Linked DNA regions of Mus musculus: region 2 is linked to region 1. The links are chromatin loops, found by intact Hi-C in ENCODE. Cell type or tissue: gastrocnemius. All regions are shown on one strand.

Region 1 (2,500 bases):
GCCATCCTGAAGAAATCCTTTTAAAATCATAGATGGAACCTTTCCCAAAGATTAATAGTAAAGATGGCTACTTTCCAATTTTTATAAGAAAAAAAAAAGTAGGGGCTGGAGAGGTGACTCGGTGGTTAAGAGCACTGACTGCTCTTCTAGAGGTCCAGAGTTCAAATCCCAGCAACCACATGTTGGCTCACAACCATCTGTAATGAGATCTGATGCCCTCTTCTGGAGTGTCTGAAGACAGCTACAATGTACTTATATATAGTAAATAAATTTAAAAAGAAAGAAAAAAAAGTAAATTGTACATGGCTATCTATCCCCTCTTAGGGCTGGTAAAGACTAGTGTCTCATAGGCTGTGAGCAACAGTGATTGCAGTGAGTGATTGCAGTGAGTGATTGCAGTGAGTGATGCAGTGAGTGATTGCAGTGAATGATTGCAGTGAGTGATGCAGTGAGTGATTGCAGTGAGTGATGCAGTGAGTGATTGCAGTGAGTGATTGCAGTGAGTGATGCAGTGAGTGATTGCAGTGAGTGATTGCAGTGAGTGATTGCAGTGAGTGATGCAGTGAGTGATTGCAGTGAGTGATTGCAGTGAGTGATTGCAGTGAGTGATGCAGTGAGTGATTGCAGTGAGTGATTGCAGTGAGTGATTGCAGTGAGTGATTGCAGTGAGTGCACTGACCTTTGAGCGTTGACTTCGCCCCGCCCCATTCATTTCTATGAGCATCTTCTCTCCTTCAGTCCTACCCATTCTCCAGGTTTCAGATGAAAGCAAATGTCTCTCAAGCCTTACCTGTTGGGTCCAGAATGCCTGCCTCTGCTGCTTTCCTTTTTCACAGCGTGGCACAGCGTACCATTCTGTCGATAGGGCACTTCCATGGTACCAGTCTCTAGTCATTGAATGGGAGTTGGACCAGACATCTCAGCAGTCCCTTACAAACATAGAAGTTTTATTTCCTTGAGTGTTTCCTATGACATATTTCCATCATCTTCACCTCTGTTACCCTTCCCTACCCACCCCTCCCTCTCCCTGCCTCCTTCCCAGGAAGCCCCTCCTCTTCTTTCATGACTGTCTGCTCTGTAGCCTTGCCTCCATGAGCCTGGGAGGGAGGTTATTAACTGGATTCCATTCAGCGTAGCCACTGTGACAGCACTGAAGAAAATGGTTCCCTCTTCCCCAGCCAGAATTAAAATGTTGTCTCCTCAGTCCCAGGTCTTTCCTCTGATTTTATTTGGGAGAAAAAGCAGACTGGCCACTAGAGGGAGCCAGTAAACAAGTTTTCCAAAGGATGAACCACATGACAGGCTCAGTGGGTTCTAAACAGAATTAGATGCATCTTCTCTAGAGGGGAGCCTAGGAGAGAGGAGCAGCATTTGGGGTGTAAATAAATATAATTAATTAATAAATAATAGTTTCTAAACTTGGTCAAATGTAGTGCCATCTGGCAAACATTTTCCTTTCAGTAGAAAGAAACTGGACTCCCTTGCCAAACATGGTGATCTGACTCTGCGCATATGCGCTTTTAAAATGCTCACGTCATGGTTTATGGGTTGTTCATGGTTGTTCCTTTCCATATGGGCCTTGCTAGGATTGGCACCCGGTTGCCTGCGATGCTAACGGGACTTCTCACACAAAGGCATCGTTTCATTAATTATTAAGTATTCATTAAGCCCTTGCTAACATAGCCAGCACTGTGCTGGGGTACATCTAGTAAAACAGAGACTAGCACGATGTATACACACAAAAGCTCCGTTTCATTTATAGCGAAGGAGGACACAAAAGGACATAACTGAGTGCAGGATGCAGCGTTTGCATCAGGCCTGGAAAACCTTGCATTTCCAGGCTGAACAATGGGCTTTATCCAAATATGTTAGTTATTGAACTTTTTTAAATTATTTCTTTTATTTTTATTGGAACTAGATTCTCCTCATACCAACCACAGCCCCCCACACTCCTCCCAGCTCCCTCTTAACGTCCCTCTCCCCCAGAGCCACTCTCCCTCTCTCCTCAGAAAAGAGCAAGCCTCCAAGAGACAACAGCCAAACAGGACAAAACAAGATACGATAAGACAAAAGCCCTCATGTTAAACAGGACAGGGCAACCCAACAGAGGCTTTTCTTGTTACATTTTTGTAGTAAGGAAAAATAAGAATATTCTTTAATTATGTTGTTTTGAATACTTGATGTTGTAGCCACTTATCTATATAGTCTTTACTTACAGTGAGAATTTTTTCAAGTCATTGCTATATACACGTCTTCTCATTAATGCACCTCTATCAATGGCTTGCAGTTCTGCATGGGGCAGTGGCCTCTAACTCTTTGTTGTAATGAAGCCTGAGTTCTTTGTGATCAGAAAAAAAAAAACATTAAAAATGGGTTCCATTTGTTAAAAAGTAACTTCCAAATGTTTGCTATAATGATTATATCTTTTATTTATCTAGTTATAATCGCTGGTTATGCCAAGCAAGATCTGAAGACCTGTCTGATATTGCTTCTCTGAAAG
Region 2 (2,500 bases), 300 kb after region 1:
GACAAGTGCATAGTATATACAAAATATAGCATAGATTCCAAGGACTTGATATAAAGGAAGGAAAGAAAATATCTCCTTTACATGTTTTGCACAGATTATTAAAATAGTTAAGCAGACAAATCGATTTATTGTTTAACTTTACCAGGCTTTTGGTCCCATATGTTTCTGGGTCAGCACTGACTCTGTCTGCTACATAGTTAACAATAAAGAAATGAAAGCCTGAAGTGGTCAGGGGTCTGTCTGGATCAGTGCCCAGGTGCCCCCCAGTGAGGGGCAGCCTACAAGAGGCAAGTGAAAAAGCACAAAGTCTACAACAGTCTGGAATGGGACACAGCAGCAGCGGCGGTGCTGGCTTCTAGAGGAACAAGGCAGAGCAAACACCGTGTGTCTTCTTAACCCTACTCTTTCCTCTATATCCCCATAATCCACATGCTAGCACTAGCGCCTCAGGCAGCTGCTGAGTCCTGATGCCTGACTATGTCTAACTATGACAAACAGGGGCAGGGGTCACCATAGTGCAGGGGGGGGGGGGGAGAGGGGTGTCAGAGACAGACAGACAGGCCACAGAGAAGGTACCTGGTCTCATCCTGTAAGGCCAAGTATGGAAGCTAAGGGATCCTGGGTGGGATGGGGGGATGGTTCATAATCCCTGGATAACTTTCTTCAGTTTTTATGATGGGGCCGGACAAGGAGGCAATGGGGGATGGCTAAACAACAACAACAACAACAATGCCCTTCAGTTCAATGTTAAAATTTTTAAATTTTTAAAAACAAGAAAATGTGAAAAAAAAAATCCTATAACACACTGGAGTAGAGAGATGTATGGTGAATGGTGAAGCAGTCCTCTCAGAGGAGAGATCCATCAGAGCCTTCACAGAGATCAGGGGGAATGGACTGTGTTCAGTTTTTTGTTTATTTTTTTCTCTCCCAATATCTAAGTCTGTATTTTGCACAGCAAAGGAGGCCAGCTAAGGAAGACCTGCCCATGGGACAGCAAAAAAAAAAAGCATCAGGAAATAACAATCTTGGAGGAAGGCAGGGTTAGGGTTAGGGTTAGGGTTAGGGTTAGGGTTAGGGTTAGGGTTAGGGTTAGGGTTAGAGTCCTCAGGGATGGGCAGATCCTAGGCGCTGAGTGCTCCAAGTACACAGGACTGAGCACTGGCCAGAGCCAGGGAGGCGGGCTGATGCTCTCATCTAGCTCCTGTCCACAGTCCCCTCTAAACCAGGTCAGCGAGGACAGTGAGAAACAAAAAAGTCAAAACGAAAGAGTCAGCAGAGCAAGCAGCTGAGTGAACACAGGGGAGAGAGAGAGAGAGCAAGCTGGGGCTGGGAGGACAGGGAGGGCTGAGGTGCTCAGGGGTGGGGCTAGAAGCCGGCCAGCCTTAGGAGTTTCAGCTGTTGGTCAATGCAGGCACCTTTCCTCTGCTCCAAGCCTACACTACAGAGGTTTCACTGAAAAGATCAAGACATCATCCAGCCTTTTAAACCAGGCGCTCCTGACACAGAAAGCAAGCTCCATCTAGTCCCTTGATCCAGCAGGACAGCCACTTCAAGCATGCTTCCGCCTGCGCAAAGAACAGCAGGCAGCACCCAGCAGAGAGAGTGTGCATTCACATGACAGACGCATGTCTGCACACAAGGCCATGCATGCACTTTCTAGGCAGGGGTGAGGACTTTGCAGTGACCACAAACCCACACTTTTCTGGGGTCCACGTGCAAGGACAACTGAGAGAAAAACAAGTTCTTCAAGTATATCAGAAAGTCAGGCCAGCTGAGCTCACCTCTAAAGCTCTTCCACAGGCAGGCCTTTCGCCTATCATTCCCTTGGCCTGCCTGGCTGGCACCTGGCACATACCACCTAGGAAGCACCTTCTGACCCAACCTCCATTATCCAAGAAAAAGGGACCACAGTGCAAAATGCTCTGAAACCACAAAACACCCTTACACAGAGCTGCTTCGTGTCAGTAATTACTTCTTCATAGGAAGGGCTTTTTTCCCCCTGTTGTTTCAAAACGCTCTGCAAACACTTCAAGAACAAGCTCCCAGGGCCCAGCTGTACAGAATATTAATTTGAAACACTTCAGAAGACTCCCATTACAAAGCTGAGTTATGTAAAGATGTTGTCTATAAACCTTTTGAACTCTAAGCCAAAACTCCCTTTCAATGAACGCATCCAGTCAAAAGGTTACAAAGCGGGAGAAACCTCAGGTTCAAGAAATTAGAAGGTCAGCTTTTCTCAAGTAGCTTTAAACTCACAAGCACGTCGTCAAATATGGAAAAGCTGGTGCCATCATAATACGATTTCAACAGCTACAGTCAAAACAGTGGGATGGTAGAAGGCATCTCCCCTATTCGCCGGTTACCTCAATAATGAGAAAAAACCAACAGACTAGTTTTAAACCAAGAAACACCTCAGATTCTGACTCACTCCCTATTAATCTCCAAACATTCAGAGAGAGATAGAAGAGAGAGGAGAGAGTGTCCAGGAGGCCAGGAAAGA

The links. Hi-C counts contacts between places; a loop is a spot of excess contacts. Peaks named below come from ENCODE experiments on the same cell type or tissue, not always from the same donor. Only the 100,000 strongest peaks of a DNase experiment are listed, where the experiment ranks them.
Region 2: it touches region 1 in a loop (2.2-fold over the local background); 2 of 42 quality-filtered maps call a loop at or near these places.

What each region holds. Positions count from the first base shown.
Region 1 is chr3:100,188,448-100,190,947 of GRCm38, forward strand. It overlaps Gdap2 (ganglioside-induced differentiation-associated-protein 2), which reads left to right. Exons shown (of 14, transcript NM_010269.3): 9 at 2,439-2,500. Among named protein-coding and RNA genes, the nearest start is that of Gdap2, 27 kb to the left of the region's middle. In gastrocnemius, a CTCF peak has its summit at 1,259 (motif pointing right); a DNase peak (open chromatin) is centred at 1,250.
Region 2 is chr3:100,484,311-100,486,810 of GRCm38, forward strand. The region is part of intron 1 of Tent5c (terminal nucleotidyltransferase 5C); the gene reads right to left. Among named protein-coding and RNA genes, the nearest start is that of Tent5c, 3.6 kb to the right of the region's middle. In gastrocnemius, no CTCF peak of the experiment used is centred here; a DNase peak (open chromatin) is centred at 1,118.